2 separate regions of the Homo sapiens genome follow, and region 1 is linked to region 2. Evidence: chromatin loops called from intact Hi-C (ENCODE). Cell type or tissue: psoas muscle. All regions are shown on one strand. Links, peaks and the distances in the headings refer to the core of each region. The heading gives the core; the rest is flanking DNA.

The links. A loop is a pair of places that touch in the nucleus more often than their neighbours do. Peaks named below come from ENCODE experiments on the same cell type or tissue, not always from the same donor. Only the 100,000 strongest peaks of a DNase experiment are listed, where the experiment ranks them.
Region 1: a loop joins it to region 2, with 2.4 times the contacts of the local background. A loop is called at or near these places in 2 of 110 quality-filtered maps.

The regions. Positions count from the first base shown.
Region 1 is chr12:109,614,899-109,617,806 of GRCh38, forward strand. No RefSeq gene overlaps it. Among named protein-coding and RNA genes, the nearest start is that of MVK, 43 kb to the left of the region's middle. In psoas muscle, for the core only: no CTCF peak of the experiment used is centred there; a DNase peak (open chromatin) is centred at 1,214; H3K27me3 peaks cover 415 bases.
Region 2 is chr12:109,431,692-109,434,599 of GRCh38, forward strand. It overlaps MYO1H (myosin IH), which reads left to right. Exons shown (of 32, transcript NM_001101421.4): 20 at 1,206-1,319. Among named protein-coding and RNA genes, the nearest start is that of KCTD10, 44 kb to the right of the region's middle. RefSeq lists an enhancer at 2,074-2,578. In psoas muscle, for the core only: a CTCF peak has its summit at 1,257 (motif pointing right); a DNase peak (open chromatin) is centred at 1,250; H3K4me3 peaks cover 575 bases.

The DNA of each region.
Region 1 (2,908 bases), core at 165-2,664, 180 kb after region 2:
TTAGTATTAAAATGCCTTCTTTTGTTTTCAGTCTGTGTGTGTGTGTGTGTGTGTGTGTGTGTGTGTGTGTGTATGTGTGAGACGGAATCTCACTCTGTTGCCCAGGCTGGAGTGCAGTGGCACGATCTTGACTCACTGCAACCTCTGCTCCCCGGGTTCCAGTTATTCTCCTGCCTCAGCCTCCTGAGTAGCTGGGATTACAGGTGTGAGCCACCACATCTGGCTAATTTTTGTATTTTTAGTAGAAATGGGTTTCACCATGTTGGCCAGGCTGGTTTGGGACTCCTGACCTCAGGTGATCCACCTGTCTCAGCCTCCCAAAGTGCTGGGATTACAGGCATGAGCCACCGCACCCAGCATGTTTTCATCTTTTTTGTTTGCTGTTTAGAGATAGGGTCTCACTCTGTCACCCAAGATGGAGTGCAGTGGTACCATCATAGCTCACTGCAGCCTCCCAACTTTGGGCTCAAGCAATCCTCCTGCCTCAGCCTCCCAAGTAACTGGAACTACAGGGCACACACTACCACACCTGGCTAATTTTGTATTTTTTATTGTTTTGTAGAGACAGGGTCTCACTATGTTGCCCAGGCTGGTCTTGAACTCCTGGCTTCAAGTGATCCTCCTGACTTGGCCTCCCAAAGTGCTGGGATTATAGGAGTAAGCCATGGCACCTGGTCTGTTTTGTCTCGTAAGCAGCCTGTGATGCAGATCATAAGTTCTAGTCTGTTTTTTTTAGCTGAGGCTGAGGGAGGTTAAATGATGTGTCTGCAGTCACACAGTGAATAATTGCCAAAGTTGAGATTTGAACCAGAACCGTCCTGCTCCCGGTGTTCCCTGCTACATCCAGAGCAGTGCCAGGACAGCTGGCGGGAGTCCTGGCTGAGGATTCTGGAGGGGGTGGCTCATCAGCCCCAGAAGGAGACAGAGAAGAGTGAGGGACAGGCGGGTAGGATCTGCCAGAAGATGCTCTGGTCAGGTCGGGGACAGAGGCTGCCTCTCCAACCTCCCACTTCACACCAACCAATGATTTCCTGCAATTATCTGGAAAAGATTAATTAGTAAAGTGCACCATATTGACTGAAGGCCGCCCCGGCGATCGATAACTTGGGAAAGTCTCCCAGGTGCCCAGAGAAAAAAACCGAACTGGAAAGTGGGGGAGGAGGCTCATTTTGCAACCCTGGGGTTGTCCACTCGGCTCTCTGGGTCGGGGCCAGCTCTGCGTGACTCCCTCTTGGCTTCAAGCAAGACCTTTTTGCCTCTCTGAACCTGTTTCCCCACATGTAAAGTGGGGGGCTGGACTGACCCCTATCCAGGGATCTTCCTTCTACTGGAGGAAGTTCTGGGAGGAGAGCAGGCACTCTGGGGGTACCGGGGGCTGATCGGGTGGCTGCTGTGGAGGGAGCCCCCTTCTCTAGGGCTTGACTTTCCGCTGCTGATGTGGAAGACAGCTGGAGACCAAGGACGCCTCAGGGATCCATGGTGGCTGCCATCTGAGGGTGAAAGAGAATGTCTGGTCTAAGGAAGACCAACGTCTGCTGGCTACGGTTTCTGGCAGGGCAAAGAGTCAAGTGTGTGCATCATATGGGTTAAGATGATAAGCCAGGGAGACAGGGGAATAATAACCCCAAGTCCTCACTTCCCCAAGCATTGCCTTAAGGGTCTCCTTGCCTCTTTGAACCTCAGTATCCTTCTCTGTAAATAGTGCGGTCCTGTTGAGCTGCTGGGAGTCTCCGAAGGGTTGGTGTGAGCCCATGGCCCAGCCCGGTGCCTGCGCAGAGCAGGTGCAGGGTCAACAGAAGCTGCTGTCACAGTGAGCTGCTATAGTCTCCCCCAAGCCCCAGTCAGTATCCCAGCAGGACATGGCATTCCACTGGGATGGTACCAGCGAAGAGAGTTTAGTAAAGGGAGTTCTGTAAACAGAGTTGCAAACCAAACAGGGATGGTGAGACCATCAGGGTCGGGAAACAGCAAGGTCCCCCCTTCTCATTTCCAAGGTCTGATGGGGCAGAAACGGAGTTGCCAGATCCCACAAGGAGCTGGAGCCATGGAGAGGGGTGCCACGAGGTGAGCAGGAGCCTTCGTCACAAAGGGACAGATTATTGCCAGGAATGCAGCACTTAAGCCAGCTGAGTTGGGCAGAGACACCCCAAACTCTCCCTCTGCCCGCTCCCAGCCTCCCATTGGATGATTCCACCTGAAACTTAGAGGACAAGTTGCCCCTGGATGCTGTCTATGGAGGTCAGCTTCCCAGGGTAAAGAGCCAGGCAGGGAACAGGAGAACAGACCAATGGTAAAAGGGAAAAGCCTACCACAGCCCTTCTTCCCAGAAATTTGGAGAAGCGTTTTATGGGAGGAGTCTTCTGGGTGGCAGTGGGCAAGAGGGGGTCTTCACCAGGCAGAGACTTCACCCCATGTTGCAGACCCTGAGTCCCATGAGGCCTCACCTTGCCCATGAGAAGAATCTCACTTCACGCCCAGCACTCCTGAAACAGAGCTCCTTGGGAGTTGCAAGGATGTCAGACACGCCTGGGTTTGCCAATTTCCAACTTATTTGCTTATGCCCTGGATGTAGCGGCTTCACCTCTCTGAGATGAAATGACACCGCATCAGCAGCGTCCCCAGCACGGTGCTTGATGTGTAGTGGGGGCTCACAAAGCACTCCCTCCCTCCCTTTTCCACCTTCTTTCTAATAAGCCACCCGTACCACCAGCCATTTGTCTAATAGTGATTGGGCTCCTGCCACGTGCCAGGCCTGCACCGGGCCCCGGCCCAAGCTGCTGCAGAACTGAGAATCATTTGTCCTGCAACAAACACTGTCTGAGCATCTCCTCCGAGCCAGACTCTGGGGACACAGCGGCCACAAGACAGCTCTGGCCCCTGCTCCTGTGAGGTCCACGGTGTCTCAGGG
Region 2 (2,908 bases), core at 99-2,598:
ACTACAGACATCACGGTTCTCTTTCTAGGGACTGCAGGGTAGAAGGGAACTGCATGCTGGAATCAGGTTCTTAACACTGGAGCCAAAATTACCCCTGGGGGACGGGGGAAGCCCTCATCACTTCCCAAGCATGGAACCCTTTCTTTCTCTTCTCTACTCTTTCTTGAGACAGGATCTCTGTTACCCAGGCTGGAGTGCTCCCTGAAGCCTCAACCTCCTGGACTCAAGCGATCCTCCTGCCTCAGCCTCCTGAGTAGCTGGGACTACAGCCGCACACTGCCACACCTGGCTAAAAAAAAAATTTTTTTTTTTTTTTTTTTTTTTTTTTGAGATGGAGTCTTGCTCTGTCGCCCAGGCTGGAGTACAGTGGCGCAATCTCGGCTCACTGCAAGCTTCGCCTCCCAGGTTCACACTATTCTCCTTCCTCAGCCTCCCCAGTAGCTGGGACTACAGGTGCCCGCCACCATGCCTGGCTAATTTTGTTTTGTATTTTTAGTAGAGACAGGGTTTCACCATGTTAGCCAGGATGGTCTCGATCTCTTGACCTTGTGATCCGCCCGCCTCGGCCTCCCAAAGTGCTGGGATTACAGGCTTGAGCCCCTGCGCCTGGCCTTTTTTTAAGTAGAGACGGGGTCTGCCCAGGCTGGTCTCAAATGCCTGGCCTCAAGTGATCCTCCTGCCTTGGCCTCCCAAATTGCTGGGATCACAGGCATGAGGCACCATACCCGGTCTCAAGCATAGAACTTTTTCTTCTGGTACTAGACTATGTTTGTTTGTCTGTTCAGTTTTCTGTCGATGGACATCTGGGTTGTTTCCACCTTTTGGCTATTATGAATCATAGCACCATGCACTGCTACACCCAATGGCTGCTATGAACATTCAGGTATGAATGTTCGGACACCTTTTCATTTCTCTTGGACAGATACCTAGGAGTGGAATTGAGTCACTGGGTTGAGCGTCTGATGATGTCATTGTTCTACAAAGACAGGTCAAACTCCCTACTATATTGAAACAGTTTCTCTCTCCTTTCTTTCTTGCAAAGTACCCATCTTTGAATTCGAGAAAGTTCGTGTAATGGGACTACTACATACACTGAGTGGCCGACATGCCACAGCAGTGCTCAGCAGGCCTCTGGGGCCGGGGATGTGGGGGAGGGCTAGAGGAAGGTACGGTCACAGCTTCTCCATGTCCATCTCCTCTCCTAGGTACAAGTCCTTATGCCCAGACACCTGGCCGCACTGGCACGGGCCTCCAGCAGAGGGCGTGGAACGGCTGATCAAGTACATCGGCTACAAACCCGAGGAATACAAGTTAGGCAAGTAAGTGACCAGAAGACCACCAAATGGTCTCTTCCCTTGACATCAAAGGGTTTTGTGCATTGATCCGTATCCATCTAGAGCCTGGAGACTCGATTCCTAGGGATTTATGGAGATTTGCGAGATTTATGCTTCATCTACTCGATGTAAATGCAGCTCTTAATTCTTTAGAAGAGCTATGGTGCTGCCGGTGGGAGGAAATGAAGTTATAAAGGAAACTTCCGCACTAAACTGATTTAGCAGATGGGCCTCCTTGCTAGCAAAACAAAGAGGGAACCAGAGGGGGCACCTAACGTCCGTGTGCCTGGATTCTTTCACTGTTCCCATGTACGCATGACCTGCCAGAGGAGCTACTGGGACCTAGACAATGTGAGATCATCTGTAGCATCTCAGAAATGGTGTGCTGGAACTCTTAACTGTAGAGTTGTAGTTATCCATGAGCAGAGACTTTCGTACACATTGAAAGCTTTCAGGCACAACTCAAGGGACATGAATCGGGAAGATCCGAGTCCGTCTTGTGCGTCATTTTGGTCAGGGTTAATGAGGTTGCAGGGAAAGGTGTCTCAGCATGAAGATCTATTCCCCGACAGCAGGGCTTCCCCACTCCAGAGAGCTCTGCCTGTGATCCTGTTCATGGGCTTTCCCTGCTGACTCCTAACTCCCACTTGTACATGGTCGTCTGGGCCGCCTTGGCCTCTCTCCATCTGTAGACTCCTATTCTGGGCCTGTTCCAAGGATCAGTTACTTAGTCAGTCCAGATCTCCAAGGGGATTCTGCAAGGCTCAGCACATCCTGAGGGAGGCAGGGCATGGAGGTCAGAGGTGGGATCCGTCTGTCCCCTGTTCCATAAATTGAAACAGGGACAAGGGAGAGTGGGATCACCAGGCACCACCCACTGCTGTCCCCAGTGGCTGCCCTGGGAACTTTCCCTCACCAGGCCTGGGGTCGGGCAGGCAATGTGAGGTCAGTATTTGTAACTTCTCTCTGCTGGCTACTGTGATCTTCTTTTTATTTTTTTATTTTTTGAGACAGAGTCTTGCTCTGTCACCCAGGCTGCAGTGGCATGATCTCGGCTCACTGTAACCTCCGCTTCCTGGGTTCAAGCGATTCTCCTGCCTTAGCCTCTCGAGTAGCTGGGATTACAGGTGCACACTACCACAATGGGCTAATTTTTGTATTTTTAGTAGAGACAGGGTTTCACCGCGTTTGTCAGGCTGGTCTCAAACTCCTGACCTCAGGTGATTCACCTGCCTCGGCCTCCCAAAGTGCTGGGATTGCAGGCGTGAGCCACCGCGCCCAGCGTGATCTTCTTTTAAGCTTAGATCCACATTATTTGTCTGGCTGGGCGTGGTGGCTGGTGCCTGTAATCCCAGCTACTCGGGAGTCTGAGGCACGAGAATCATTTGAACCTGGGAGATGGGGGTTGCAGTGAGCCGAGATTGCACCACTGCACTCCAGCCTGGGCAACAAACTGAGACTCTGTTTCAAAACAAAAACAAAAAACAAACAAAAACACCCATATTCTTTGTCGTCACTCTTTAAAGCCTAGCAACATAACTTGAAGCAACTTCAGGTTACGTTGGTTTATTCAT